Linked DNA regions of Homo sapiens: all the other regions are linked to region 4. Evidence: chromatin loops called from intact Hi-C (ENCODE). Cell type or tissue: mammary epithelial cell. All regions are shown on one strand. Region 1 has its middle 7.2 kb from the start of TMEM183A. Region 2 overlaps PPP1R12B (protein phosphatase 1 regulatory subunit 12B). Region 3 overlaps SYT2 (synaptotagmin 2). Region 4 overlaps KDM5B (lysine demethylase 5B).

Region 1 (8,000 bases), 280 kb before region 4:
CTGAGACTCTTAAGTCCTTGGGCCAATATAGTGGAACAAATGATCCTACTCTTTCATTCCACCTTTTATTAAAAAGCAACAATTTTTAATTAATAGCACTGTTAATCTCCAGACCAGAAGATACAAGTTCTTGCTAGGAAGACAAGTAAAAGTTACTAAAATTGTTATTATGTTTAAATGCAAGTGGCTTAACCTAGCTATTAGGAAGAAAGTGAAAGGAAAATGTTGTTTTCAAATATTTTCCTCAGAAAAGTGGGAAATTCAAGGACAGCAGATAAATATATACAGCATTCGAATGCTATATTTCTAGATTATGTCCACCCTACTTTTTTGGTATTAAACTGTCCTTTAGACCCGGCACGGTGGCACACACCTGTACTCCCAGCACTTTGGGAGGCCGAGGAGGGTGCATTACAAGGCCAGGAGTTCAAGATCAGCCTGGCCAACATGGTAAAACCCTGTTTCTACTAAAAAACAAACAAACAAAAACAAAAATTAGCCGGGCATGGTGGCGGGTGACTGTAGTCCCAACTACTTGGGAGGATAGCTTGAACCCAGGAGGCGAAGGTTGCAGTGAGCCGAGATCGCACCACTGCACTCCAGCCTGGGCGACAGAGCGAGACTCCATCTCAAAAAAAAAAAAAAGGTTGTTATTTATTTTGCACTAATAGTAAATGCTCACAGGAGGTGTTTGCTTTTTAAGGTTCCTTTATCTTGAAAACTTAAAGATGGCAAATCTATGTTGGTTGTCATAATTTTCTTTCAAATTTTAATAGCCTGTGAAACCCTAAAGCCTGGGAATCATTGCTTTGGAGGTATTGGAAAAGTATCCCTTCGGTTTGAATAAATAAATACATGACAGTGGGATTTCCTACTGAAGGCAGTTTAGTATAAAAAAGCAATATTTTGAAAGTAGTCAAGAGTGCAGCTTGTGAAGTCAGACTTGCTTGCATTCAAAACTTCCCTCTGCCATTTATTATCTGTGTGACCTTGGAAAAGTTACTTAACCTCTCTGAACCTCAGTTTCCTTGCCTGTAAATTTCAGATAATAAAAACACCTGCTTCACTGGGTTGTTGAAATAATTAATTGAATTAACCCATAAAAAGCATTAAAAATAGCACATAGTAAGCCTCTCAGCTATTATTATAGTGGTGAAAAAGTTGTGGTAGTTGTTATTTGAAAACACCTTAGGTGACTGATTCCTTTTTGCTTCTACTGCATTAGGACAGAATACATAGAGTCAGAAGGAAGGCAACCCATTCCAGTTTATTAAAATGCTAAGACTAGTTAGTACCTAACATACAAGTGGCAGGGTTAGAATTCAGACTATCTCCAAAGTTCATATATTAAAAAAACACTGTTCACTTTGGGAGGCCAAGGCAGGTGGATGATTGAGGTCAGTAGTTCGAGACCACCCTGGCCAACATGGTAAAACCCCATCTCTACTAAAAATACGAAAAAAAAAAAATTAGTCAGGCATGCTGGGACATGTCTGTAGTCCCAGCCACTCGGGAGGCTGAGGCAGGAAAAAACACTGTCTTGGCCAGGTGCAGTGGCTCCCAGCACTTTGGGTGGTAGAGATGGGAGGATCACTTGATGCCAGAAGTTCGATACCAGCCTGGTCACCATAGTGAGACACCATCTCTGTTAAATAAATAAATAAGAATAAGAAATAAAAATAAAAACCACTGTCTTATACTGCCTCTAAGATTAAAAGAGTCATACTGAACTTTTGCCTTTGATTAATATTAGTAGTCTAAGTGTAAGTTCCTCTGAGCTGGCCACACCATGGTCAAGGCATTGTGACATTCTCCCACCCTTGTGATAATGTACTTTGTGATATTCCCTATCCTTGTGAATGTGCTTTGTAACGCTCCTGCCCGCCCTTGTGACAATACAGTCTCCCCCTCCGCCTTGTGAACGTACTTTGTAACATTCCTCCCTGCCCTTGTGACAATGCGTCCTCTCTGCCCTTGTGAATGTACTTTGTAACATCCTCCCCGCCCTTGAGAATGTACTTTGTAACATCCATCCTTTGCCCACAAAAATTGCTCCTAACTCCACGGCCTATCCCAAACTTATAAGAACCAATGATAATCCCACCACACTTCGCTGACTCCTTTCTCGGACTCAGCCCACTTGCACCCAAGTGAATAAACAGCCTTGTTGCTCACACTAAGCCTGCTCAGGTGGTCTCTTATACAGATGCGTGTAACAGTTAGTACACGTGGAGTCAAACTAAGAGAAAACCTGTAACAGAAAACAAACTGAAAGCGTACTTAAACAATGAATTTCTATGATGTGCTAAAGCTGTGGAAAAGATCTGAGAAGAATCTGATTCATAAGAAGAATGCAGTGAGCCAAGATCGCGCCACTGCACTCCAGCCTGGTGACAGAGTGAGACTCCATCTCAAAAAAAAAAAAAAAAACAAAAAAAAAACAGCTGTGGCACTAGAAAAACTGCATTTATTGCATTTATTAAATCTAGGGAAAATTGCTTGTGATTAACTTTACCCACCTTATTTAAAATATAGTATATTGATGCCGAGCGCGGTGGCTCACGCCTGTAATCCTGGCACTCTGGGAGGCCGAGGCCGGCAGATCACCTGAGGTCAGGAGTTCAAGACCGGCCTGGCCATCATGGTGAAACCCCATCTCTACTAAAAATACAAAAATCAGCCGGGCATTGTAGCCGGCATCTGTAGTCCCAGCCACTTGGGAGGCTGAGGCATGAGAATCACTTGAGCCCAGGAGATCGCACCACTGCACCCCAGCCTGGGTGACAGACTGAGACTGTCTCAAAAGCAAAAAATAAAATACAATATAGTATATGGCCAGGTGTGGTGGCTTACACCTGTAATCCCAATACTTTGGGAGGCCGAGGCAGGAGGATTGCTTGAGGCCAGGAGTTTGAGACCAGCCTGGTCAACATAGTGAGACCTCATCTCTATTTTATAAAATAAATTTTAAAAATAAAATATAGTATATGATACAAATAGTTCAATTCACATAGTTCTCAGTGGTTTTCAGTTAAAAATAATAGTAACAAATAGAGTAGCCTAGCGTTGGGAAGCTCAGGCTCTAGAGGCAGATGTTCTCAGTTTCAATCACTGTTCTTCTCTTAATAGCTACATAACCTGGAGCAGATTACTTAATCTCACAAAAATTCAGTTTCCTTATCTATAAGATGAGCTTCATAATGATTCCCAATTCATAGAGTTGCTTTAAGGATTAAATGAGATAATACAATATATGGAAAGCTCTTAGCTCAGCACCTGGCACATAATAAGCACTCAATAAAGGTGGGCTGCACTTAAAACTAGAAGCATATTCATTTGAATCAGTAGCTCTCAGCCATGACTGCACAATGGACTCCCTCCCTGGTGGTGGCATTTTATAAAGTACTAGTGACCTGGCCCTACACCCAAAGTTTCATATTCAATCAGTCTGAGGTGTAGCCTGGGCACTCGCATTATTTTAAAACAATCCCTAGAGGGCCAGGCTGGTGGGCCACACCTGTAGTTCCAGCTACTCTGGAGGCTGAGGAGGGAGGATCCTTCAAGACCAGGAGTTATTCTCTTAAAAACAAACAAAAATAATCCCCAGATGACTTTAATGTTCCGTCCAAATATTGAGAACACAGGTTTAGATCAAGGGCCAGCAAACCAGAGGCTGCAGGCCAAATCTGACCCCTACATATTTTTTGTAAATAAAGTTTTATTGAAATACTCCTACCTATTTATGTATTATCTGTGGCTACTTTTTTTCTTTTTTAACCAACTGATAATCACTTAAAGAAAATTGATTAATCCTGTGCAGAGGTGACTTCAACAGCTGGCTCAATACTGATGAAAGTAATCAATTTAGCAATTCAGAAGTTCTGTGTCAGTCAGTGAGTCGCTTGTGGATTCTTATGGGGATTTATCTTGGATTCTTACAAGTCTTAAACAAACTTCACCACAGGAGTTTTTCTCTTAGTGATTCTTAGAATCTTGGTAGGGATCTAAAATGGTCCTTTCACTTTGAGATTATTTTCCTTTGCACTTTTGATCAAGTCAGCACACATCTTCTCCAGGGATGTCAGGTTGCAGCTAGTTAGGGTAATTTTATTTTCAGAGACAGGGTCTCGCTCTGTCGCCCAGGCTGGAGTTCAGTGGCGCGATATCAGCTCACTGCAGCCTCGACCTCCTGGGCTCAAGAGATCCTCCCACCTCAGCCCCCCAAGTAGCTGGGACCACAGGTGCGCACCACCACGCCCGAATAAATTTTGTATTTTTTGTAGAGAAAGAGTCTCTCTATATTGTCCAGGCTAGTCTTGAACATGGGCTCAAGTGATCCACCACCTGCCTTGGCCTTCCGAAATGCTGGGACTACAAACGTGAGCCACCGCGCCTGGCCGGTTAGGGTAATTCTAATTCAGTGAATTAACTTGTGGTTCCAGGGATGTCTTTCTCATGTTGTTAAAAGCTGCGTCTGTGGCATGATTTCCTCTGGAGAGTGAACAGCGGCGAGTCAGTTGCAGGAGCGGGTGGACCAGAGTTCCGGTACAGCTGGGACCAGGTCTTCCTCAAAGAGCTATCTGTGGCTCCTTTCACTCTACAAGGCGTAATAATGACAAAGACCGAATGATCCTCAAAGTCTAAAATATTTGCCGTCTGGCCCTTTACAGCAAGTTTGCAGACTTCTAATTTAGAATAAAGTTTCTGGGCACTCTGCACCACAAGAGGGCAGTATAGCCTCAGTACGTGATAATTGAGTCTACAAAAATTTGCACATCAGGAATTACAGAAATGAACATATTTTTCCCACCTATAGGCTCCTTTCTCTAATTTACAAACATGCACAAGTCTACTCTGTCCTGAAAACCTCCATGACAAACACTGTTCCCTCCTCTATCTACCATGACTAATAAGAACACCTTTTGCCCATTGTCTTTGTTTCTTCAGCACCTAGACAATTCTTGTGTCACCAGACTCGGGCTTCAAAATTCACCTGTCCATTGAAACTACTCTTAAGGTAGCCAGTGACCTCTTCATTGCATTTTCTACATTCTCTTTCTTATATTTCTATGAGATCTCATCCTTCTTGAAATCATCTTTACGATGATACTCCATTTTTTTAGCTCTCTTCATTATCTCTCTGGCTACTCTCACGGTGACAATGCTCTTTTTTCTCCTTCTATAACCTGTGTTCCCTATTCCACTCTGTTTAAGATGGGCATCAGTCCAGATAAATGCTGTTTTTGCTTTTGCAAATTATTAGCCTTACAAAGTTTTGGGCCGGGTATGGTGGCTCATGCCTGTAATCCCAGCACTTTGGGAGCCCGAGGCGGGTGGATCACGAGGTCAGGGGTTTGAGACCAGCCTGACCAACACGGTGAAACCCCGTCTCTACTAAAAATACAAAAATTAGCTGGGCATGGTGGCGGGTGCCTGTAATCCCAGCTACTCAGGAGGCTGAGGCAGGAGAATCGCTTGAACCCGGGAGGAGGAGGTTGCAGTGAGCCGAGATCGCGCCACTGCACTCCAGCCTGGGCGACAGAGCGAGACTCGTCTCAAAAAAACAAAAACAAAACAAAACAAAACAAAGTTTGGGAATCAGATTGCTAACTTATAAGGGGCATGGCCAGGACTTAGTATGCAATGGGGCCAGGTAAGAAGGAATTGCTATTAACTGAAGAGGTTTGATCAAGTACCACGTCCCAAGGGCAGACCAGAATGAGTTGGGGGGTGAACACAATCTTCCTCAGCTTCATAATCCCACACTTCATGATCCAGTCAATTTTGGGGGCCAGACCCAAGTCTAATCCTTAGTATCTTTATACTGTTTCCTCTATCAGGGAATACCTGCTCCATTCCTTTCTCCTGGGTAACATAGGAGCTCTGTAGGATTAAAAAAAAATGGAGTTCCATGCTAGCTATAAACACTCTACTTGCAGTTACTATAATTAGCTGAGAGCTCTGGGAATTTTCAAGTTTCATTCACGCTGTAGTATGAATCAGAACTTCATCTCTTTTTCTTGCTAAATAGTGTTCCATTTTATGTATGCACCACATTGTGTTTTTCCGTTCATCTGTTGAGGGACATTTGAGTTGCTAATGTGAATAATGCTGCTATAAATATGGGTCCACAAATATTATTTCAAGACCCTGCTTTCAATTCTTTTGGTATATATCCAGCAGTGGAATTACTGGATCATGTGGCAATTCTATTTCTAATTTTTTGAGGAACCACCATACAGTTTTCCACAGCAGCTGCACCATTTTACATTTCCACAAACAGTGCACAAGGATTTCAACTTTTGTTCATCCTAGCCAGCACTTGTTATTTCCTGTTTCTTTTTAATAGTAGTCATCCTAATATGTGTGGGATGGAATCTCATTGTGGTTTTGATTTGCACTCCCCTGATGATCAGTGATATTGAGCATCTTTTCATGTGCTTATTGGCCATTTATATATCTTCTTTGGAGAAATGTCTATTCAACTCCTTTTGCCCATTTTTGAATCAGGTTTTTTTGTTGTTGTTGCTGCTGTTGAGTGTTTGGAGTTCTCTATATAAACTGGATACTAATCCCTTATAAGATACATGATTTGGGCTGGATGTGGGGGCTCATGCCAGTAATCCCAGCACTTTGGGAGACTGAGGCAAGAGGATTACTTGAGCCCAGGAGTTTGAGATCAGCCTGGACAACATAGCAAGACCCTGTCTTTACAAAAAATTTAAAAATTAACCAGATGTGGTGGTGCAGACCTGTGGTCCCAGCTACTCTGGAGGCTGAGGTGAGGATTACTTGAGCCCGGTAGGTTGAGGCTGCAGTGAGCTGTGATTGTGCCACTGCACTTCAGCCTGGGTGGCACAGAAAGATCCTGTCTCAAAAAAAAAAAAAAAAGATGTAGGATTTTCAAATATTTTTTCCAACTTTGTGGGTTGCCGTTTTACTCTGTTGATAGTGTTTTTGATGCACAAAAGCTTTTAATTTTCATAAAGTCTAAATTGTCTATTCTTTCTTTTGTTGCCAGTCCCCTTGGTGTCATATCCAAAAATTCATTGCCAAATCCAATACTGTGAAGCTTTTGCCTATGTTTTCTTCTAAGAGTTTTATAGTTTTAGCTCTCAAGTTTGTCTTTCATCCATATCAATTTAATTTTTGTATGTGATGTAAGGTAAGGATCCAACTTCATTCTTATGTTGTGTGCATATCCAGCTTTCAGAGCACCATTTGTTGAAAAGACTGTCCTTTTCCCATTGAATGGTCTTGGCTCCCTTATCAAAAATCATTTGACTGTATGTTAGAGTTTATTTCTGGGCTTTCTTTTCCATTCCATTAGTCTATATGTCTTCCTTTATGCCAATACCACACGTTTTGATTACTGTAGCTTTGTAGTGAGTTTTGAAATAAGGAAGTGTGAGTCCTCCAACTTTGCTCTTCTTTTTCAAGACTGTTTTGCCTACTCAAGGCAAATTCCATATGAATTTTAGGAAGGATTTTTCTATTTCTGCAAAAGACATCATTGGGATTTTGATGGGTATTGCATTGAATCTGTAGATGACTTTGAAAGTATTAACATCTTAACAATATTAAGTGTTCCAATCAATGAACATAGGATGGCTTTCCATTTATTTATGCTTTCTTTAATTTCTTTGGCAATATTTTGTAGTTTTCATTGTACAAGTCACATCCTTGGCTAAGTGAATTCCTAAGGACTTTGTTCTCTTTGATGGTATTAGAAATAGATTTCTTTTTCATTAATTTCATTTTCAGAGTGTTTATTCTGTTTATTACTTCATAGAAATTCAACTGATGTTTTTGTGTTGATTTTGTATCCTGCTAATTTGCTGAATTAGTTTAATAGTTCTAACAGGTTTTTTTGGTAGAATCTTTAGGACTTTGTACATATAAGATCATATCATCTTCAAACAGAGAAAATTTTGCTCTTCTTCTCAAATTTGGATTTTTTTTCTGTCTTTCTTTGTGCCTAATTGCTCTGGCTAGAATTT
Region 2 (8,000 bases), 220 kb after region 4:
AATTAATAACTTCAAAATCATGTGATCCTAAGGCCAATAAAAGTATTCCGAAAGCCTTACTCTCATCCAGATGTAGGAACTTGTAGATTTGGAAAATAATTTAAATGGATTGTAATCATCTCTATTTAAATGTATTAGCTCATTTTCATTTCACAACTCTAAGAGGTAGACTATTATTATCCCTACTTTACAGATGAGGAAACTGAGGCATACAAAGGTTAAATAACCTATCCAAAGTAGTTAAATGGTTAAGCTGGGGTTAAATGCAGGGAGTCTAGCTCCTGGGTGTGTCCTCTTAACTATTATGCTATATTATTTGTCATAACAGTATGTAATATGATATAAGAGATATAACAGATATAAAGATACAAATTTGGAAGGTAGTGCAACAGCTGTGCACTAGGACTACAACTATGTGACACTAGCAAGGTACTTAATCTCCTGGGCCTCAGCTGTTAACTTTAAAATGACAGTGTTAACTAGGTGACCTTTAAAGTATTTTTTAGCTTTAAATTTAGTCTGTAACTGTCATTCTAGCCACCCCAGAGAAATCAAATTTTAATATACAGTAACAACTTTTAGGTGTTGTTTTATTTCTAATAAAAGTTTTTCCAAGAGTCTTCTTTTTTTGGGGGGGACAGGGTCTCGCTCTGTTGCCCAGACTGATGTGCAGTGGTGCGATCTTGGCTCACTGCCACCTCCGCCTCCCGGGTTCAAGCGATTCTCATGCCTCAGCCTCCCGAGTAGCTGGGATTACAGGTGGGCGTCATCACACCCAGCTAATTTTTGTATTTTTAGTAGAGATGGGGTTTCACTGTTGACCAGGCTGGTCTCGAACTCCTGACCTCAAGTGGTCCATCTGCCTCGGCCTCCTAAAGTGCTGGGATTACACGCGTGAGCCACTACGGCCGGCCTCAAGAGTCTTCTTAACTGAAATTGAAGTGACATTTATTCAAAGATGTAATAGAGCTGAAGAAAATTTGGCAAAGGAGACCAAGAGGTAAGTTAACAGATCATTTGCAGACATGGTAATTAATAGAATCCCTCTGATGTAGTAAGAAGAGTCTTATGACATCCCTGGACTTCAAAGGCCTCTAGACAAGGTTGCAGAAAGGAAGCAATTTCTAGCTCAAAAGACACCAGAAGATGCCCTGGAATGTCCAGGTCTCCTATACCATTGCATGGTCCATTTATAAACAGACTGAGCAGATTTCATGGGAAATAGCCCTTGAAAAAAAAAAAAAGGTAAAATAAGAACAATGATAAAACTGCCTATTGTTCCATGTGTTTTGTTTGATTTCGTTTTGGAAAAAGGGGGAAACTGCATCCATATTCTCAGGGTCAGGTACCAGGATTGCTCAGTTTCCTTTGCTGATTCTTCCCCTTCTCCTCAATTTGAATTTCGGAGTGCTCCAGGGCTCTTTCGGCCTCTTCTCTGTCTACATTCATTCTCTTCGTGGTCACATTCAATCTCATGGTTTTAAAATCCAATCTTTAGGTTTACTGATATCCAAGATGTAGTTCCAGCTTGGCCCTTAAACCTGAATTGCAGATTCCTACATCTAACTGTCCTCTTGACATTTCCATGTAGAAATATGTCAATCAGACCTATTAGATTTAACAATTCTAAAACCAAAACCAAATGTCTACTTTTCCCCCACCAAATGTATTCTGTATTCTTCCTGTAGTATTCTCCATCTCAATTAATAAAATTCCATGCTTTTAGTTGCCTTAGCTAAAAAGTCTTAGTGTCAACCTTGACCTTCTGTTTTCTCACCTGATATCCAAGAAAACAGCAAATCTCATTGGTTCTAACTTCAAAATATATCCTGAATATGACAACTTCTCAGCATCTTTACTGCCTGCTATTATCCTGGTACAAACCACCGTCAGTTTTCTCCTGGATTACTGTATTATAATGGCCTCCTAACTGATGTCCCTGCTTCCACCAATGTCCTCCCAGAGTACATTCTCTAAAATAGCAGGCAGTAATCCTTTAAAATATAAATATAATCATGTCACTCTTGTGCTCAAAACTACAAAAGCCAAAGTTCTTATAATAACTTATCAGTCGATGCCATTTGGCCTGCTTGCACATTCCACTGTAGCCACATTGATTTTTTTTAACCTGTCCTCAAGCATGCCAGACACCTATCTTAGGGTCTTTGCAATTGCTATTCCCTCTGTCCATAACACTCTACCCCTACATATCCACATAGTTTCCCACCTTGCTTCCTTTAAGACTAGGCTTAAATCATATTTTCTCAGTAAGGCCTATCCTGACCACCCTACTTATAATGTCAACCTCCTTCCATGTTGGCACTTCTGATTCCTCCTTAGCCTACTCTATATGGTTTTTCCATAGCACGTATCACCTTTTAACATAGTATTTACTTTATATATTTATTTTGTCTGTCTCCCCCACTAGAATGTAAATTCCGTAAGAGCAGGGCTGTTTGTTCATTGTTGCATCCCCAGAATCTAGAAAAGTGCTTGATCATAATCGGCGCTTAAAAGCACTTGTTGAATTAAGATGCTTACAAAAGTGAAGGCAGGACAAAATGGAAAATGCATTTAGTGGCTTCTGGTATATTTCTATTTATTTCTATGGCATTTATTTTCTGTTAAAGTTCAAAACTCAGCTCTGCTAGCAAATTCCAATTGTGTTCTTTCATGTAGTTTGAAAACCTTGCATTTAATAGCTTAACTCTTTTAGAAGACTTTTACCAACAGATCTCTCCACGAGCATACCCCCAGTTATCTAAGGCAGGTACCTTGATATCTATAATTTAGTAACTCTTTAACACTATCTCCTTTACCAATCAGTTTTGAGGGATGACTAGTAATCCAGACCTACTGATTGCATTCTGGATGGGGACAGCTACATTGCTAACTTTGAGGGTAAGGTTTCAGTGATTTTGTTCAGATTGAGTGCCACCTGATTTATCTAAAAGCAATAGAGATTCTAGGGGAAAAGAAAAGTATGAAAAGTCTTACTTCCTGACATACATAACTACCCACCTATGTCAAGGACAGCAGAAGAATGCTGATGCTCTACCCACTGAATCTTGATACTCTGAGTAGGCTTTTAAGTTGTCCTTCAAGAAGACGTTCCTTCACTCAAGGAGGTGAGATGCTACTAGCAAGTCAATTCGAACATGTAACCTGCTGAGTAAAAAAACCAAATGGATGAATAAGGAATAGAAAAGGATGTAAGTCCTAATTTCAGGTTTGCTTCACTACAGTCAAACAAAGAGGTTCCCTGAAAAAAGGTACAGGTTGCTCACCTAGCAGAGATGTCATGCCCAAATAATTCTTAATTTCTCTGAGCCTCAGTCTTCTTAACCATAAAATTGGTTCCTAATCCAAGATATCTCTAGATTCTCTTCCAATCCTATGATACCAAAAGTTGGGAGGCAAGTACCTTTACTACATTGAACCCGGTCCTTCAACAATTCCTTAAAAACAAAGGCAATTTGTCTTCTGCTCAGCTTTAGGGCACCATTCTGCCTGCTCACCAATATCTTTTCTGTTGACCACTTGTGCCCTCTAGTGATAAATTCAATTATACAACAGGATTGGCTTGGAAAACAGCTCCAGAGCAAACAGGGAAAACAGTAAGAAAGCAATAGATAAAACTCAATGTAAAGAAAATGGAATCCAGGCCAAAGATGCAGGTAAAAAAAGATAGAAATATCCAAATGGTCATTATCTTCTGTGGCGTACCTATGCTTGTTCCCTCCAGGGCAAACATTCTATGTGATTACTACTATAGTAAAGAAAACAGCAAACACACTGCTGAATATAAAAGCATTTTCAGATATAATTAGAATAACCCTATTCCTCAAATTAAGATGCAGATTATTTTTCATTCAGAAAGACAAAGGATCTATTAAGATTCTCAGAGACTGTCATATACCTAACGTGGATAAACAAAACAGAATTGTTTTTAAACACATCTGTCAAGGAGGTGCTAAGATGTCAATTTTACATATTCATTGTTAGTTTCACTGGTTCATGGATTTACCAGTGGAGATGGGTTCAGACTAAAACTATGCACTATGTTGGGCTTAAGTAGGGTCCCCAGCCTTCTAAGCATGTTCCTTGCTGTCCCCAGCATAGCAATGCATGACTAGTCTATCACATACTCTCTTTTTAAAAATTTTAAATTGATGCATTATAATAGTACGTATTTATGTGGTATGAAGTGATATTTCAATACATATATGCAATATGTAATGATCAAATCAAGGTAATCAGCATATCTAGCATCAAAAATAATTTATGTTAGGAACATTCAAAATCCTCTTTTCTAGCTATTTGAAAATATACAATAAATTATCATTAACTATATTCACCCTTTAGTGCTATAGAACACTAGAACTTATTCCCCCTACCTGTAATTTTATATCTGTTAACCAACCTCTGACTATCTCCCTTTTCCAGACTCCAGTAACCACAGTCCTACTCTCTACTTCTATGAGCTCAACTTTTTAAGATCCTACATATGAGAGAGAACATGAGGTATTTATTTTTCTGTGACTGACTTATTTCACCTAACATAATGGCTTCCAGGATCATTCATGTTGCTGTGAATGACATAATTTCATTTTTCTTTATGGCTAAATAGTATTCCACTATGTACATATACCACATTTAATTTATCTGTTCATCTGTTAATGGACATTTAAGTTGATTCCATATCCTAGCTATTGTGAATAGTGCTGCAATAAACATAGGGGTGCAGATATCTCTTTGAAAGACAGAGAGACAGTGAGAGTGAGAGAGAGAGAGAGAGAGAGAGAGAGCAAGAGAGAGAGACAGCGAGAGCACCAAATCCTAACCACTAGACCACCAGGGAGCGTCATCTCTTTGATACACTGTTTTTCTTTCCTCTGGATAAATACCAAGTGGTGGGACTGCTGAATCATATGGTAGTTCAATTTTTAGTTTTTGAGGAACCTCCATACTGTTTTCCATAATGGCTACACTAATTTATATTCCCACCAATAGCGTATTAAGAGTTTCTTTTTCTCTATATCCTCACCAGGTTTTGTTATTTTTTGTCTTTTTGATAACAGCCATTCTAACAGGTCAGATGATCTATTTCATTGTGGTTTTGATTTGCATTTCTCTGACCAAATATTCTATTGATAGCAAACATTATGGCCATTCCTGGCCATAAATCTTACCTGTATATAAATGTTGGTTACATTTTTCTTGGTATATAAAAAAGGAAATGAACTTCAATGACCTCAATAGAGATTTAGTTTAAACAACAGAAAGGTCTTAAACCACGTTGTTGTCACTGCTATACAAGTGAAGTATTAAACAATCTTCTTTTGAAATCTTTAAGAAGGGGGGAAAAACCATAGATATTTTGAATCATTTAGGTCTAACTCTGACTGGAGGCATAAGATAAAGATAATAACCGTTGAAGCTTCCTTTCTACCATTAAAATTAAATATTATTGGCTGGGCATTGTGGCTCATGCCTATAATCTCAACATTTTGGGAGGCCAAGGCAGGAGGACTGTTTGAGCCCAGGAGTTCGAGACCAGCCTGGGCAACGTGGTGAAACCCCATCTCTAGAAAAACTCCAAAAATTAGCTGGGTGTGGTGGCTTGTGCCTGTACTCCCAGCTACTTGGGACACTGAGGTAGTAGGATCACTTGAGCCTGGGAGGTTGAGGCCGCAGTGAGCCATGACTACATCACTGCACTCCAACCTGGGCGAAAGAGCAAGACCCTGTCTCAAAAAAAAAATTAAATATTACTGCTGGTTGATTTCTATCTTTTCCATTCAATTCTCTGTCCTGAGAGGCAACCACTCTTCTGATTTCTATCACCATAGATTAGTATCACTTATTCTTGAGCGTTAATGATGAAACGTTTTAAGGTGATGGAAAAGTTCTATATCTTGATTTGGGTAGTGGTTATACTGGTACATACAAGTGTCAAAACCCAGCAAACAGTATATTTAAAATCTGTGCATTAATTGTAAATTATATTTCAGTTAAAAAAAAGCCAAGATATTAGAGTCTTGGGAAGAGATAACTTTAAAAATAATAGATATTATAATTCTCAAGGAGTGGACTAGGTAAGAGAAGGAAGCCAGCATGACCTCAATAGCAGATATAGTTTTATTGAACTAAAAACCAAGAAAGGAAAGAGCTGCCCTGGGCTTCTCAACTGTATCCATGCTGATTAGCTAACAGCACCATTTCAATGGAATGCCCTCCGCTTTAACTGGCTCATTTGTTGTTGCAGAGCTGAGTCAACTGTACTGCCTGAAGGATGAAAATGGAGCTGGGGTAGAGAGGTGGTCATAAGATACTACTGATTGTCTTGAAATAGAAATGTAGGAATTTACACTAGGCCATGACCAGGCATGTGGCTCTGTAGGCCCATATAGATAATGGCATCATGCCTGCTAGCATTAGGAGAGAGTGCTCAAGGGAGAAAAACAGTTAAGAATTTAACTGAAAGAAATGAAACAAGCAAATATAAGACTTTTACAAAAAGGATGCCTCACCCTATGCTGATTCATTATCGGCCTTTCTTCCTGCACTATTAGCGAGGCTGGAGATTGGCACTTGGAATATATTTCTTATAGCAACCTTAGCTTATCTGCATAAATTCAAATGTACCAGTCCACAGATAATGGGCTGTTTATTCTTTTTGATTCACATTGTTGTTTTCCTGACACATGGTAAACACTAGTAGATGCCTTATGCAATTGGATGTGTGGAGTATTTTTTAGTCTGACAAATGCCTTTCACATCAAACTGCAACAGTCTCTGCTTTTCTTCATACTTTCAAGTCAACAGTCCTAAAGTAAAATTCCCTAGGAAGTACTGCATCAAGATCATCTTAATTTTCCTTACTTGGTACCCTCTAGGCTAGGATTTTCCAGTGCCAAGAAGTTTAGAAAAGTAGAGAATAGAATTTTCACTGGCAAAAGACATTCTTATGACAACAAAGCCTTCCCTTTTGCAATTCCCTGGATTTAAATGGCCTATGTAATTCTGTATGGATAATGTTCCATTTCAGTACTCTATAATCTATAACTCAGATCCTCTGAGTTATATTTCCTGAGTTATATATGCTTTGAGTTATAATTCCCCAAAGGAACTTTCCTATATTCACTCTTCCTATCTCCAAAAGCCTTTCCAAGCCCCTTGAAGAAACTAAGAGTTGCTATAATTCATACACATACACACAGGCACACACTCGTGCCCCAAGGAACCTCTATATACTATTTCCACACCACATAGCTTGCCTTTATGAAGTAGCCCCAGCTTCAACCAAGGGCAGGCAATTCTCACCTATGTCACCGTTAGTCATTAAAGGCACTACTTTCTAGAAGGCTACTATTGTCTGTTTTGGATCTAGACAAAAATATAGGCAGATCAATGACAATATATTATTTATATCTTCTCTGCTAAAGATGAGTTAGATGTTAATTTTCAGTACAGGTTATTAAATATACTCTGAAAACATACTTCCAATAAGTTGTAGGATACAAAAGGTCATCTTTTTACATAATTTCAATAGAAAAGCACATGTATTTCAATTAATTTAGTCAGAACCAAATTCCTTCCTTCTTGGAAAACAGTACTAAAAAGAAAACCACCACCAATCATGTCTGAGTGGCTTACAGGAGCCTGGAGTATCTTCAGAAAAGCTGAACTTAGGCCTTTCACTGCAGGGAAGAGTTGGATGTCAGGCCTTAAAAGGGCAGAGTTATGTAAGATGCCAGATGTTTAATCTTATCTCAAAGTCAAATATAAATGACTTGGGGACTGTCTGATGTTTTACATTCTCCACATTTATGTCCCTCTCTATTAGTGCGGATCCAAAAAGGAACTGGTATCACTCTTCACTTTTCATTCAAAGATTTCAAAGTACTTCATATAATCCAATAACATACAAGAGAGAAAATGATGGATCCTATAACAGTGTGAAAGACTGGCAGTAGGCACAGAAAAATGTAGGAAAC
Region 3 (8,000 bases), 120 kb after region 4:
GCTGGTTTGAGCTGCAGGATTTTCTCTTACATCACTTTCTTCTTTCTCTCTCCACCTCTGTGGGCTCACTCTGCTCCTGTCTGCCTGGACCGTACTTCTGGTATGTCTTGCCCAGGATGCGTGGGGCCTGAGCTGGGGAAAGTGTTTGGGAGAGGGCTTACAAGGGAAGTAAATCCTACCCCCACACCAGCCCCTAGAAGCTATGGAGCAGTTGGCACAGGGCCTGGTCCCATAGCACAGTGTGTCTCAGAGGCAGGAGAGTGGTGCCCAAACCAGAGCCATGTCTCAAACACAGGGTTGGGGGTAGAGGAGCCACCTAGGGGTTCTGATGGGCCGTGAAGGAGGGTCCCATGGCAGGGCCACGTTCCCTCTTGTGTTCCCACCACACACAGCTCTGAGTCAGGGTCTACCACAGAGGGGCTGGTTTCCCGTCATCCTGTGCTAAGCCAGACTTCTCGGTCCTCCCCTTTTAACTTGTTCCCTCTCTCCCCCAGCTCCCACAGGATGACGACGACGCAGAGACAGGCCTGACTGAGGGGGAAGGTGAAGGGGAGGAGGAGAAAGAGCCAGAGAACCTGGGCAAACTGCAGTTTTCCCTGGACTATGATTTTCAGGCTAATCAGGTATGCAGGGCTGTGGGGGGGCAGAGTGGGGGAATGGGGAGAGGCCTGGGAGTTGGGTGGAAGGGGGATAGAAACAGCTCCCTCAGAGATGTGTGGGCACTACTCCTTTCCATAGAATGAGGCAGGCTGGAAACTGCAGGGCCTATAGCTCTGGACATTGATGCTGGCTTGGCCACTAGCCTGCTTTGGGGAAGGTTCCAAGTTGATTATGCTATTAACCTCCCCACCAACCTTGGGCAAGGCAATTTCCCTTTCTCAGGTTTCCTAAATGCCATTCCAAATTCCTTGGGATGGAAATGGAGACCAATCTTCCTCTCTAGCACCAGCCTCCCGCCATTTCCCTGCCCCAACTGCCTCCTCTGGGACGGAATTGGTGGGTGCTGGGTCTGGGGCCAGTTGTGGTATTGGAGCAGTCCTGAGACTCAGGCCCCTTCTCCCCATCTCTCTCCACAGCTTACTGTGGGCGTTCTGCAGGCTGCTGAACTGCCTGCCCTGGACATGGGAGGCACCTCAGACCCTTATGTCAAGGTCTTCCTCCTTCCTGACAAGAAGAAGAAATATGAGACCAAAGTCCATCGGAAGACACTGAACCCTGCCTTCAATGAAACCTTCACCTTCAAGGTGCTGAGGGCTGGAAGGGTGACTCCAGCTCCCTGCCTGATCCCAATTCTCTGCTGAGTTCTACAGACCTTTCCTTGGTCCTTAGCCATGGCTCAGCCTGGAACAATGGCAGCCTTGACTGCAGGGCTACCCCGGCCTCTATGGAGGATCGGGATCCCTCCCACCCCACCCTCACACTCTGCTCCCCAAAAGCCTTGGTCTTTGTCTGTCTCGGCACACTAACCTGGACCCTGTGGGCTGGAATGCAGGCCCCTGCCCATAGCACCCCTGGAGGTGCGTGAGTCGCTCTGGCCCCCTCTGATTCTGCTTGTGCCCTGCAGGTGCCATACCAGGAGCTTGGGGGCAAAACTCTGGTGATGGCCATCTATGACTTTGACCGCTTCTCCAAACATGACATCATTGGAGAGGTAAAGGTGCCTATGAACACAGTGGACCTCGGCCAGCCCATTGAGGAGTGGAGAGACCTGCAAGGCGGGGAAAAGGAGGAGGTAAGAGCAGAGATGAGGCCAGGTTGGGCAGAAAGACGAATGTACAGGTGGGCTTCCACCTCTTGGCATGATGGAAACAGGGTGGGCTTTGGAGGCAGACGACCTGTGTTAGGATCCCAGCTCCACACTGCCTGGCTGTGTGACCCTGGGCAAGTTGCTTACACTCTCTGGACTCGGGTTCCCTCCTTTAGTCTTTTTTTACAGATGAGGATTCATTACCTGCATAAAGCGCCTAGCGCAGCGACTGGTATTTGGTAGGTACTCAAATAAATAAAAACACCATTATTATTGTTACTCCTAAGCTTCTGCTATTACCTAAGGCCAGTGATTCACGCCTCTGTGCCTCAGTTCACCCACAAGAAAAGCTCATGTTTGTTCTAAAGGATACTCAGCAAAGGGACTTGTCCTCCCAGAACTGCTACAGCATCCATTCACTCACTAAATATTTGCTGAGCAATTGCTGTGTACCTAAAACTCCATTTTAGCCATTCTTCCTTCTGGGCATCAATCATTTGTCTTGGCCAGGGCCCTGCTACCTGGCACACTCTAGGCAGTGATGGAGGGCTGAGTAGAGAAGCTTAAGACATCCTTTTTTCCCTTTTGTCCCCTGTGCCTGGGAGGAAGGCCAGCACACCTGAACCAGGACCTGTGTGATGTCGTCAGTCTTGCCCTGGGTGGCTTTGACTTTGAGCAGCTTTGACTCTGCAGTGTGGTGTTGGCCTTAGGAATTAGGAGCCCTGGGTCCTCAGCCTGCCTACAGTGCTAAATTGTTGTGTGACTTTGAGCAAACCATGGCCTCTGGGAACCTCAGTTTCTCATTGGTTACAAAGAATTCTTGTCTTGTTTACATCAAAGAGTTGCAGTGATAGTAACAAAAGGGATGCAAATTGCTCCGAAAACCACAAATCATACTACAAGTGGAATGGTCCACAAGGAGAGATCTTGGTGGGTGGGACTGTTAAGGGAAAGAAGGCTTCTGAGACATTCAGTCCCCCAGGGCCCTTGGTGGTGGACACGTGGCTAACCCACCCGCTTCTCGCACACCTTCCCACCTTACCAGGGCCTGGGGTGGGAGCCCAAACATACTCCCAACCTCCCAGATCCCAGATCCACCCAGGGATCCCTCCCTCAGTCCTGCCACCGCAGCTGTCCTCTACCCCCCTCATCTGTCAGCATCCTCAGCCCACGGCTCCTGAGGTCCCAACCTGTCACTTTCAGGGACTTTGTTGCACTGCATCAGGGGGACCCAAGGTCAGATGCTGGAAGACCTTCTCGGCCATCACATATATGGGGACTGGTGATGAGGGAGGCAGGGACACATCACTGCCTTGCTAATTTTGGCAAGAAAGAGGTCAGCCATGAGAGAGGCACTAGGATGGGTGAGATGACCCAAGTCCTGCTCTTCCCCTGGACAGCCGGAGAAGCTGGGCGACATCTGCACCTCCCTGCGCTATGTGCCCACGGCCGGGAAGCTCACTGTCTGCATCCTGGAGGCTAAGAACCTCAAGAAGATGGACGTGGGCGGCCTTTCAGGTACGTGGAGAGCTTCTGGCTGCCATTGGGTGGCACCAGCGAGCCAGTCAGCACCAAGTCCCAGAGTTTGCACACTCCAGTGAAGAGGAACACTTTGCTGCCCTGGGACTGAGATGTCTCCTCGAGGAGCGGGGGAGCCTTAGCTTCCCAGGCCCTCCTTTTCTCCAAGGGCCCCTTGTCCCCATCAGAGCTGCCTTCCCAGCGCTCTCTGGCCATGCACTGTGGGCTACAGAGAAAAGGATCAGAGAAATTTCATCCCCAGATAAGTTTGTGACTTAGGATTTTACTTCTCCCAGGGAAATGAGCAGGGCTTAGCCCAAAGCATGACACCACAATCGAGACATGTTTCCAGAAGAGGCTGTAGGCTCTGCTGGCTCTGCCCTGGAAAGGGGAGGGTGAGGCAAGGGAGTGGAAGATGCTCTGAATATCACATTTACCTGGCAGTGAATGGGGCTGGCCCATGGCACAGGGCTCTAGTGGATGAAGCCTGCTGCCTCAGCTGCCTTCCCAGAGAATCAGCCCTGGGCATGGGCTCCAACCAGCGCGTTTCAGTGCCAGCCTGGCTCTGTCACTGACCCGCTGTGTGACCTCGGGCAGGTCATTTCCGTTCTTTGGCCTCAGTTTCTTGTCTGCAAGATTAGGGGGATCGGATTGGGATTATGACCCAGCAGATGTGTGTCCTGACTTCAGCACTCCCCACCCACTCCCCAGTACAGGATCACAGATGAATCCCCAGACTCTTTCTCACAAGGCCTTACTTAGACTCAGAAATGCCCTCCACCCAATGCTTCAGGAAGCCACAACCAACTGGTCACAGTTGGTCCTGGAGGTGAAGCCTTTTGCCACCTTTGAACTGGATGGCATGACTTGGGGCTTTCTGAGGGCCTGGTCTCAGCGGAGTGAAGACCCCCTCTTGACCGATGCTCTGGGCAGGCCTTGGTACATTCGGCAGGAAGGCTGGGGGCTAAGGGGAACCTCTCTGGGGTTGGGATTCTCCCTCCGCAGACCCGTACGTGAAGATCCACCTGATGCAGAATGGCAAGAGGCTCAAGAAGAAGAAGACAACCGTGAAGAAGAAGACCCTGAACCCATACTTCAACGAGTCCTTCAGCTTTGAGATCCCCTTCGAGCAGATTCAGGTGCTGGAGCCCTGGGTTCCTAGGCATGGAGCAGGGTTTGGGGAGGCAAACATGTATGGGGAGGTTGAAGAGAGGGAACTCACCTAGAGACCATGGAACAGCCTTTCTTGGTAGGGGAAGGCTCGAGGTCTAATGGTGCCTGGGTGGGGCCTCCTTCCCAAGTGCTTCAGGGATCCCCCTTTTCTGAGGAGATAAACATGAACTAATTCAAAAAATTCTGCAAATCATTCGTTTAGGACTTGAAGGACCATGGTCATGCACACAGATGTATGGGGGTATAGCAAAGGTGCCAGAGGGGTTGGGAGCTGGCTGAGAGGGTGGGAGTGGCCGCTGCCACCTCCATCCTCTCCAGCCACATCCTGTCTTGGCCATCCCTGCCCCACTTCCACTGCTCTCTAGGTCTTTCCCATCTACTCCTCTGATCTGCTTCCTCTCCTCTCTCCCTCCACCCTTCCAGCCTTCTCTATTTTTCCTTCCTTCTCACCAGCAAGTTCTGTAAATGTTGGAGATGAGGTCTGGTTTTCACCATTTCCAGGTATGAGTGGGATCTGGACGTGGTAGGACAAGAGACCCACCCACCCACCCATTTGGGCGGGAAGTCAGGCGCAGCTGGGGGCTTGCAGAGTGGTCGGTTATCATGGAGTCTTGGTCTCTCCTTCTTTGTAGTGAGCTGATCCCACCCCCTCTCCTCCCCGCAGGAGGGCTGGGGGCAAGGGTACAAGAGAATCTTCAGAGTTGGTTCTGTCATCTATGGAGATGTGTATGATGTTATTGATGGAATACTTCAAGGGAACACTGGGCAGCTCAGTGATAATGTTAATCCAAGAGAAGTCCTCATTACAGAGAATTTTAGATCTAGAGCATCCTGACCCAGGCATCTCAAATTCAACATGCCTAAAACCAATGTAATGTTCTTCTTCCTACCTCTTCCCAGCCAAGCCTGTTTCATCTGAATTCTGTTTTCAATGAATGACCCCACAGTCCATCATTTACCCAGTGGCCCAAGTCAGAAACCTGGGCGTCACCTTAGACTGACTATTTCCTTTTTCCTTTCTCATTTATCCAACATACTTTACTGAGCATTTCCTAAGTGGTAGGCTAGGGGATGAGGAAATAAGTGTGTAATCCACACACTCCTTGCTCTCAAGGACCTCACAGTGGGAGGGCACCAGTAAACAGTCTAGTAAAGCACAGTGAGACGACAGCTTCAATGTCCATGAAGCGGAGGACTGTAGTGAGGCTTCCCAGAGAGAGCTTGGTCCTGAAGGACAAATCTGAGTTGGCTGGAGTCACAGGGGAAAAAGGCATCGAGCATTCAGCAAATCCAGCTGATCATCAAGTCCTCTTGATTCTCTTCCTAAATACCTCTCCAACCTGGTTTTGACTTCCCATCCCCACTGTCCCTGCCTTGGTACAGGTATTCGGGATCCATCCTCCCAGACCCTCCAGCATCCTCCAATGGGTCTCTTCCCTGCCATTAGGCCCACTCCTCCTCCAGTAAATCTTCCAACTCAATGCCAGGGCTCTCTCTCTCAAATGTCCACGACACTCCTTTTCTTAAAGTCGTCAGGAGTCCCCTACTGCTTGCCTGAAAGACAAAATGCAGACTCCTTGGCTGACCCCAACCTACTCTACCAGCCTCATTTCCTGCCTCACTGCTTCTCACCCTATACCTCAATGACTGAACATCTAATGTTTCTCAGATGCCAAATGCACTCTCAGGTCTCTATGCCTCTACCCAAGCAAATCTGTTTTCCTGGAATCCTCTTCCTTCTTTTCTCCTCCTAGAGAAATTCTCAGACTTCATGTCCCAGTCACCTCTTCTGTGAAGCCTTTTCTGATTGGCCCCAGGACTGTCACCTCCTCTAAGTTTCCACAGTACCTTGTGCCCATCTCTCTAGCATAACCTTTATCAATTCATGTTGTAAGTTTTCAGTTACATGTCTGCTGATCTCATTGAGGAAGTGAAATTCATCTTTTCACTTTTCCTTCCCTCTTCTCCCCCTCCAAGTGCTTAACAGGGTCTAGAGCACAGTACATCCTCAATAAATGCCCAGTGGTAGAAACAAAGGCTGCCAAAGGCGTGGCCTCTGCCTCCATGTCAATTCAGTCTTCACTGGAGCAGAGATGAAACCAAGGAGCCCCAGGAGGCCTTACCTTCCCAATCATTGGGAGTAGAGGTTGATGGAGGATAAATTTGGTCATGGGATCCCACGTCTCTGTCTGCCAACTCCCTCCCTCGTTTTCCTTGCAGAAAGTCCAGGTAGTGGTCACCGTGCTGGACTATGACAAGCTGGGCAAGAACGAAGCCATAGGCAAGATCTTCGTGGGCAGCAATGCCACGGGCACAGAGCTGCGGCACTGGTCCGACATGCTGGCCAACCCCCGGAGGCCCATCGCCCAGTGGCACTCGCTCAAGCCTGAGGAGGAGGTGGATGCACTCCTGGGCAAGAACAAGTAGACAGCAGCGGCTGGGACCCCACACCTTTCACGGACACTGACAAGATCCAGAGCTATCAATACCTCAGTTATGCAACCTTAGAGGTTTTCTTTTTTCTTTCATTTGTTGGGTGGTTGTGTCCTTGTTTTTCCTTGTTTTTCTCTTTTTAAAGACCAACTTCCCTTTGATGGCTGTGTGAGGAGAGTCCCCTAAGAGGTGAAAGAGAAGCCTGGCTCTGTTCACGGTCCCAGGAGCTGTCCTTGCTGCATGCCCTGTCACAGTTCCCTCGACTCTTTCAAAGCTTCACATCTGCCTCACCCCAAGCGAGGCTCTCTACTGGCACAAACTTGCAGCAGTTCCTGTTTTTTGAGCCTTCTGGACCAACAAAATGGCAGCACATCCTGCTTCCTGACAGGGAAGGCATCACAGTGGCCAATGATCGTGTGTGTGTGTGTGTGTGTGTGTGTGTATGTGTGTGTGTGTGTGTGTGTGTGTGTGTGTGTGTGTGTCTTTGAGCATTTCTCTTCATTCCTGGAATGTGTGTGTGTGTGTGTCTCTTTGAGCATCTCTCTTCATTCCTGGAATGAGCCATGGACAGTAAAGTTGTGTGGGAAAAGAAGGCTCTTTGGGGACCCTGACATGAAGAAGTCCACTAAGTGGGAGATCTTCTCTCATCTATGGCAAAGTCTCAGGATCCTGTTCAGATATCGGGGCTTTCATACTCCTGTTGGTGGCTATTTGGGAGGCAGCAAGATGTGAAGACTGGATGTGTTCAGAACTAGGACCAAACGATGCCATCAAATACTTCCTCCTGCCAGTCATGGTTTCCCCAGAAGTGTAGTTCCTGGGACATTCATGGATATGAGCTATTCACTAGTTGGGTCAGACTAACAGGGACTCTCAGTCCCAAAATCTCACTCTTATTGACAATAAATATCAAACTATGAAGAAACAGAAGTCCCATTACCAGAAAGACCAAAATTAAACTCCTGGATCTTCACCCCATCCAGTGGGAAACACAGATGCTTTCTCCCTTTCCAGAATATAAGCAGCCAAGTTCATTTGCATTTATTCCCCATTGTGCTTTTGCTTCTGTTTCTCTTTTAAGTGGAGCAACACTGTCTGAAGACACGTTATCTGTGCAGAGCCAGAGAAC
Region 4 (8,000 bases):
CCTTCTGTGTATGATCAGGACAAGTAGTTCAACAGTTAATAAAAAAGTTAAATTATTGGATGAGAAAGATATATTTAACCTAAATCATAAATATGTATATCCATTTAATAAACACTAAAATTGAGAAAAATTAGTTTGGGGATGAGGGCCTTCATTCATAATAGCCATAATGCATTATCTATGATGTGAGCTTGATTGAGCTTCTTTAAAATGCATAAAGAATTTGAACAACAAAAGAAATTTGATTTTTTTTTTTGAGACAGTGTTTCACTCTTGTTGTCCAAGCTGTGGTGCAATGGCACAATCTCGACTCACTGCAACCTCCACCTCCCAGGTTCAAATGATTCTCCTGCCTCAGCCTCCCAAGTAGCTGGGATTACAGGCATGTACCACCACACTCGGCTAATTTTGTATTTTTAGTACAGACAGGGTTTCACCATGTTGGCTAGGCTGATTTCGAACTCCTGACCTCAAGCGATCCACCCGCCTCAGCCTCCCAACATGAGCCACCACACCTGGCCTAGGAATTTGATTTTAGAATTCTAAATACTTATCATTTTCTCCAATCTTTTGTAAGAATTTTACCCACCTAAATAGACAGTTTTACAACTAACTCAATCTGGTTTTTATAAAAACTCTTTACACACTCATTTCATTGGTTTATGTAATAGTCAAAACATAGTTACTATAACAATTTGACCTAGTATATGATTAGGAACAAATACTACTTGGTGAGAGCAGGCCACAGGTGCTCGGCAGGCCGAGACCACGAGTATATTTTACAGAAGGAATGTAGAGGGAGAGCATAGGTTGGTCGAAGTTGCTTAAGAGTGTATTAGTATCTGGTTGTGTGTGTGTGTGTGTGTGTGGTTTTTGGTTTTGTTTTTGTTTTTTTGAGACAAGGTCTTGCTCTTTCACATAGTTTGGAGTACAGTGGCGTGATCATAGCTCAATGCAGCTTCCACCTCCCGTGCTTCAAGCGGTCCTCCCACCTCAGCCTTCCAGGTAGCTGGGACTACAGGTGTGGGCCACCAAGCCTGGCTAATTTTTAAAAAAGTTTTTTTGTAGAGATGGGGTCTCACTATGTTGTCCAGGCCGGTCTCAAACTCCTGTGCTCATTGGGGGATCATCCTGCATTGGCCTCCCAAAGTGCTGGCATTACATGCAAGAGAGTGTCTGTTTTTAAATCACTTGGTCTGCCTCTTGCAAGACTTTCTTCTTTTTTTTTTTTTTTTTTTTTGAGATGAGGTCTCACTCTGTCACCGAGGCTGGAGTGCAGTGGCGCAATCTCGGCTCACTGCGACTTCTGCCTCCTGGGTTCAAGTGATTCTCCTGCCTCAGACTCCCAAGTAGTTGGGATTACAGGTGCCCACCACCATGCCCAGCTAATTTTTGTACTTTTAGTAGAAACAGGGTCTCACCGTGTTGGCCAGGCTGGTTTCGAGCTCCTGACCACAAGTGATCTGCTTGGCTCGGCCTCGCAAAGTGCTGGGATTACAGGAGTGAGCCACTGCACCTGGCCTCTTGCAAGACTTTCTAAGCTCCTAGGAGAAGCCTGGTGTTTAAGATGCTCCATAGCTTCTGAAGCCATCCTAATCCACTGGCCAGTTATAGCACACTTGGAATTTTGTTCTTTTAATGCTTTTAACCCATCATAGTCACTGTTACTATGTCACAGGCATGGAAACTAAATAGATGAAGCAACACTTCACTAAGCCCGTCCTTAGGAGAGGTGGGCTTTGGAATAATATGCGGGCCTTATCCCTGATCTGGGCCTTAGCCTTATTGTAAGGAGGAGCTCTTGGTCTGGTTGCTTTGCTAGTTCCTTGTCCAGGACATTCTACATGTCTCAAAGAACTAAGAATATTGGTCCTGGAATTGGTGAACCTGCTTCATCTCTGTTGCTGTCCCCACATTTCCTCTTACTTCCAGCCAGCAGGGAATAGAGTGGGCAAATGTGACTTAGGGTTTAACCTCCAGTCACTGATAGATCACTTATTTTTTTTTATAGCCCTGTTTGTGGAGTACTTTTATTTTTTAGAGATGTCTTGAAATCTAGCAGCCATGTTTAGCCTTGAAGTGGCCACCCTCAAATGACCAAAATGCCTCAATGATTAGTTTCCTTTTCCCTCTTGAGACCAAGAACCCATGGTCCTTAACATGGTGTGTTTCACAGATACCTCTGTACATTAGGCAATTTCACAAGAGGCAGATCCTGGGCACAGGCTTCTGGACTTTGGCATGCCTTAGGAGATTAGCAGAGGACATGGTGGACATGAGTGCCCACAGCCTGTTTCTGTGCCCTCTTCATTTCCATACCACCTCACACTCCACTCAAACCCTTCAAGGAGCAAGAGTGAACAACTAAAGCAGGTCTTACTGAATCAAGGAAAAGAATGTCCAGTTAAGCAGAGGGGAGTTAGAAGAGAGAATAAGGCAGTGTGACTGAATATGCAAGCACTTACCTCAACATCGTTCCCATTGATTTCATTCAGTATGTGTCCTTTGAGCCACGGCTAAACTTAGGGCAACTCTGGCTGCCACTTCAGCTTGGCCACCAGATAGCACCATTCGGTTTCCATAAGGGCCATGTATCCTCTTGCCATATTGATGGCTGGTCCTATTGGTCAGAAGGAGGGAAAAACATGACACTGAGTTTAGGTACTAATCTTCAGTTAAGATTATTAGGGGTTGTAAGTCGCCAGCCCTTAATAGCGGAGAAAACCTTTGGGTCTTTGCATACCTCCTCCTCTAAACTTTGGTCATGGGATAGGTTTATGTATAGATCAAAGGGAAAATGGGAAGAGTCGAGGTGCTCTTGGTATAGGCATTACAATTTAAGTGATGACCACAAGGAAAGGCGGCCCTGGACAGAGGGCCAAAGTGTGCTGATCGGAAACTTCACTGTTAATTCCTTACCCCAGAGCCACCTTCACTGGACAAGGGTGGAGGACAGAATTGGCATGTATTATTACTGAAGGCTTTTTATGAGTCCAGAATGATGAGGTCCTCAGGGAAGCGGACATAGGAAGGTATCATTATCTCCTTTGCTAGATGGCCTATAGACTGAGCACCGAGGAATCAGTTGTGGAGGAGGTGTGACTTAAACTGGGATATGGGCAGAAGTTGCATAAGGCTTGTGGCCAGTAGCTGAGCCAGACTCCAATCCCATGTCCTTTTAATACTATGACCTCTATCACATCTATGAGTTTAAAAGACAAAACACCGGGCGCGGTGGCTCATGCCTGTAATCCCAGCACTTTGGGAGGCTGAGGTGGGTGGATCACCTGAGGTCGGGAGTTCGAGACCAGCCTGACCAACATGGAGAAACCCCGTCTCTACTAAAAATACAAAATTAGCCGGGCGTGGTGGCACATGCCTGTAATCCCAGTTACTAGGGAGGCTGAGGCAGGAGAATCACTTGAACCTGGGAGGCAGAGGTTGCAGTGAGCCGAGATCGTGCCATTGCACTCCAGCCTGGGCAACAAGAGCAAAACTCTATCTCAAAAAAAAAAAAAAAAAAAAGACGCACCGGGCGCGGTGGCTCATGCCTGTAATCCCAGCACTTTGGGAAGCCGAGGCAGGCAGATCACAAGGTCAGGAGATCAAGACCATCCTGGCTAACACAGTGAAACCCCGTCTCTACTAAAAATACAAAAATTTAGCCGGGCGTGGTGACGGGTGCCTGTAGTCCCAGCTACTGGGGAGGCTGAGGCAGGAGAATGGCATGAACTTGGGAGGCAGAGCTTGCAGTGAGCCGAGATGGTGCCACTGCACTCCAGCGTGGGCGAGAGTGTGAGACTCCATCTCAAAAACAACAAAAACAAAAACAAAAACAAAACACTTCTATAGCACTAACTACCAGATATTGTTCTTATGGCTTTTTTTTTTTTAATTGAGACAGAGTCTCACTCTGTCGCCCCAGCTGGAATGCAGTGGCGAGATCTCTGCTTACTGTAACCTCCACCTCCTGGGTTCCAGCGATTCTTACGCCTCAGCCTCCCAAGTAGCTGGAATTACAGGCCTGTGCCTCCATGCTGGCTAATTTTTGTATTTTTAGTAGAGATGGGATTGCACCATGTTGGTCAGGCTGATCTTGAACTCCTGGCCAACTCCTGGCCTCAAGTGATCTGCCCCCTTCAGCCTCCAAAAGTGCTGGGATTACAGGCGTGAGCCACTGCGCCCAGTCTTATTAGGGCTTTACATATGTTATTTAATCCTTGTAACACATGAGGTAATATTTCCCTGTGGGTGAGGGTGGAAGGCTGGAATTTTGATGCAAAATTGTGCCCTCACTTGTAAGCTTAAAAAAAAGATCTGCCTCTATAGGATAACTTGTTAGCTTTAGAGTTCAAAATAAGGAGCATGCTCCATATCTGCCAGATCCTTGGATGTGGGGGCAACTCCAGCGTTCTTAAAAGGAAGGCTGGCCGGGCGCGGTGGCTCACGCCTGTAATCCCAGCACTTTGGGAGGCTGAGGCGGGCAGATCACGAGGTCAGGAGTTCGAGACCAGCCTGGCCAACATGTTGAAACTTCGTCTCTACTAAAAGTACAAAAATTAGCTAGGCATGATGCCATGCGCCTGTAGTCCCAGCTACTCGGGAGGCTGAGGCAGGAGAATGGCATGAACCCAGGAGGCAGAGGTTTCAGTGAGCCGAGATCGTACCACTGCTCTCCAGCCTGGGTAACAGAGCTAGACTCCATCTCAAAAAGGAAAAAAAAAAAAAGGAAGGCTGTGCCCAAGTCTACTGCTTTTTTGCTCAGGAAGACAAATTAGTAGCCCAGTCTGAACTAATGGCAATCACAGTTATCTTTCTTGCTTGTAATATCAATCCCCTAATATACTGAAACCATAGGGTGGGGCAGGTGGGATGGGATGTTGGAGAGGAAGTGGCTGTTTTCCAGGCCCTTCGGGACAAGCCAGGAGGAGCTTCTAATAAGCAACAGAAGAGGGCAGCAGAGGACCAGGATTGAGCTGCTTCCCCTCCTAGTTCCACGGGAGGGAAAGCGGTGGTGGAAAGACTTGAATACCTAAGGCCACTCTCCATTCCGTTTCTGGTCTGTGACCTGCCCTGAAGTTAGACATCAGGATCTAATCTTCTGCAATGTTTTGCCCCTCACAAAATTCTTCAGTTCATTGTGTATATCTAACCTGCTTGCTGTTTGGAAGATTAGGTTGGAGATTTAATGTTTTTTTTTTTTTTTTTTAGTTTTTACTCTTTTTTTCTGTTTTTTTAAAAATAGAGATAAGGTCTCACTATGTTGCCCAGGCTGGTCTTTAACTCTTGGGCTCAAGCTATCCTCTTGCCTCAGCCTCCAAAAGTCCTGGGATTACAGGTGTGAGCCACCATGCCCAGTCTAATTTTTATCTTTTTAGTGATGGAGTCTTGCTATTGCCCAGGCTGGACTGGGCTGTAGACCTAAGACTGAAGATCAGGCTTTGGATTCTCATTCTACCTGAGGTGGAGCCAATCCCTAAGCCAGTGATGATCCCAGTTATGTGCCTAGCATACTAACCACCTACTAGGCTTTGTAGATTTGTATAGAACGGGGACACTGCACTATACCCAAGGAGCTTGAAATTTAATATAGAAGGAAACTATGTAAAATAATGTTTCAAGTTTCTTGTTCCAGTGTGCGTGCACATTGTGATGGAGCTAGAGAAGAAAGAGCAAGGCTTAGGAAAGGTGAAAATTTGATTTGAGTTGACACTTGAAATAAGGTTATTGCCAAACTGGCCATGTGGCTTTGCCGAAGATGGAGCCTTGGCATGTTTAAAATAAGACTGGTTTACAAGGTCCCCAGGGGTACTCTGTCCTTATCTGCCCCTCCCCTCATAAGTTTGGTTTGACTGCAGCTCCCTAAAGCACCACCTAAGGTAAGTCAGGGGCATTGGCTGCAAATTGTTCCAGTAATGGTTCTCTGACTAGGGACAGGCTTTGGCTCAGTGGTTCCCTTGAATACTGAGGCAACTCTTTGTGTGAATGGAGAAGAACTAGGGAAGAGGTCCCAGGAGTCTGTGCTCTGTACCTTCAGTGACTTCTGTGTAGCCAGAACAAGATGTACATCTAGGGCAAGCTGAGGAAGAAGGCATTTCACATTAGCACACTTCATGGTGAGAAATAATAAAAGCTAACACAGCACTTAGTACGTTCCAGGCTCTGGATCCCTTGCATATATTAACTCATTTAATCTTCACAACATCCCAATGAGATTGATACTATCATGCCCATTTTACAGATGAGGAAATTGGGCTTCAGCGAGGTTAAGACTGAAGGCCATTCAGCTGGTACATAGACAGCCAGGATGCACCCAGACAGTCTGGCTCCTGAGGCTGAGCCCTATAAACAAGATGGAAGGCCGCTGAGTACTCTTGAGCCGCCTCTCAGATGTGTGGTTCCACAAAGCAGTAAACCATTCCTAACGACTCCCCAACATAGCTGCTGATGGATGCCCTTAAAGGCTGTGGTTTTTCTCCCACCGGTAGTTGAGTGAGGCTTATATAAGCCTTCTTTTAGAGAACTGAGTGAACATTCTTTTTTTCCTAAACTGGTTTGGGTAATTCACTGAAGTCACAAATGCATTTCAGCTGCCTCTTTAAGGCTACGGTACCTGCTGCCCCAGAGGGCAGACACTCAGGTCTGTAGGCAGGGACCCTGCCCTCAGGGGCCTGCTGGGGTGTGGATGGCAGCTCTACCATGGTACTCAGCTCTCAACTCCTCCACCCACCATCAGCAAAGCCACCTCAGTTGGGACTGAGGCTAGGTATATTGCATTCCTGGCAACCAAAGCAAATCCATACAAGAAGACCTTAGTGATGGGGAACTGCATAAGCAAATGTGTGGAAACTCTTAAGGTGCCTGGCCTGACTAGGGAAAGGAAACCACGGCATTAGGCTGGTTGGACCCAAGGTAAGTTGCCCTTGGGATAGCAGAACGTTTTCGGGCAGAAGCTCCTAGACAGTGCTCCAAAACCCAGAAAAAAGACCCAACAATGCCGGGCACAGTGGCTCACGCCTGTAATCCCAGTACTTTGGGAGGATGAGGCAGGTGGATCACCTGAGGTCAGGAGTTCGAGACCAGCATGACCAACATGGTGAAACCCTGTCTTTACTGAAAATACAAAAATTAGCCAGGCATGGTGGTGGGCGCCTGTAATCCCAGCTACTTGGGAGGCTGAGGCAGGAGAATTGCTTGAACCCAGGAGGAGGAGGTTGCAGTGAGCCAAGATCGCACTACTGCACTCCAGCCTAGGCAATAGAGCAAGACTCCATCTCAAAAATAAATAATTAAAAAGACCAATAAACATGTTTTGCTTGTAGGTCTTAGCATGTGTGCACATGTGCGTGCACACACGAACACACACACAGCTATCTTGAGTCTAGAAATGAGACCATGTGCAATCAATGTTCTGTGGCCAGGGGTTAGGGTGGTAGGAACAGGATCTAACAAAGGGTGTTCAATCCTCCTTTTTGAACTTTTCTCCAGCCAGGCCCTAGACAGTATGAGGAGGTAGGCAGCTATCCCATGGCTTCTAGACTCACTGGGCTTCCTTGGGAAAGTCACTCAACCTCTCTGGAGCAAACAATGTAGAGAATCATCATTAGGCTTGCTGGTCTTCTGGAGCCAGAAATAATAACAGTTACTGTAATACTCAATACGCACTGAGCACTGACTGAGCATCAGGTACTGTCCTAGATATCAGATAACCTAAGCTGACTCTCACCATGCTGCTATGAAATGAAGTCACTAACTCATGGCCTCTGAGAGGTGAGCCGAGATTGGAACTCAGGAAGTCTGTCTCCAGAATCCAAAGTGGTGAGCACGGCAGTATGTAGTATGCAGCCTCCTTTCAGAAGTCAGCAAAGGAAGGGAACTTACAGGCCCTCTAACCCAACTCCAGCTGTGAGTGGTTTTTCTAAAAGCATAAAATGGATTATGCTTAGATTCCTTCAATGGTTTCCATTACCTTCTGAAGAAAATCCAAACAGTTGGTCTAC

Evidence for each region. Hi-C counts contacts between places; a loop is a spot of excess contacts. Peaks named below come from ENCODE experiments on the same cell type or tissue, not always from the same donor. Only the 100,000 strongest peaks of a DNase experiment are listed, where the experiment ranks them.
Region 1: it touches region 4 in a loop (5-fold over the local background); 4 of 110 quality-filtered maps call a loop at or near these places.
Region 2: it touches region 4 in a loop (17-fold over the local background); 20 of 110 quality-filtered maps call a loop at or near these places.
Region 3: a loop joins it to region 4, with 7 times the contacts of the local background. A loop is called at or near these places in 8 of 110 quality-filtered maps.

Annotation. Positions count from the first base shown.
Region 1 is chr1:202,996,164-203,004,163 of GRCh38, reverse strand. It overlaps the pseudogene MGAT4FP and the pseudogene RPS20P8. Among named protein-coding and RNA genes, the nearest start is that of TMEM183A, 7.2 kb to the left of the region's middle. In mammary epithelial cell, a CTCF peak has its summit at 4,730 (motif pointing right); no DNase peak of the experiment used is centred here.
Region 2 is chr1:202,497,027-202,505,026 of GRCh38, reverse strand. The region is part of intron 18 of PPP1R12B (protein phosphatase 1 regulatory subunit 12B); the gene reads right to left. Among named protein-coding and RNA genes, the nearest start is that of PPP1R12B, 150 kb to the right of the region's middle. In mammary epithelial cell, a CTCF peak has its summit at 3,547 (motif pointing left); no DNase peak of the experiment used is centred here.
Region 3 is chr1:202,595,622-202,603,621 of GRCh38, reverse strand. It overlaps SYT2 (synaptotagmin 2), which reads left to right. Exons shown (of 9, transcript NM_177402.5): 4 at 504-623; 5 at 1,077-1,244; 6 at 1,565-1,732; 7 at 3,148-3,265; 8 at 4,271-4,404; 9 at 6,659-8,000. The coding sequence ends at 6,865. Among named protein-coding and RNA genes, the nearest start is that of SYT2, 110 kb to the left of the region's middle. In mammary epithelial cell, a CTCF peak has its summit at 3,295 (motif pointing right); a DNase peak (open chromatin) is centred at 3,311.
Region 4 is chr1:202,716,731-202,724,730 of GRCh38, reverse strand. It overlaps KDM5B (lysine demethylase 5B), which reads left to right. Exons shown (of 27, transcript NM_006618.5): 27 at 1-236. Among named protein-coding and RNA genes, the nearest start is that of SYT2, 10 kb to the right of the region's middle. In mammary epithelial cell, a CTCF peak has its summit at 4,948 (motif pointing right); a DNase peak (open chromatin) is centred at 4,950.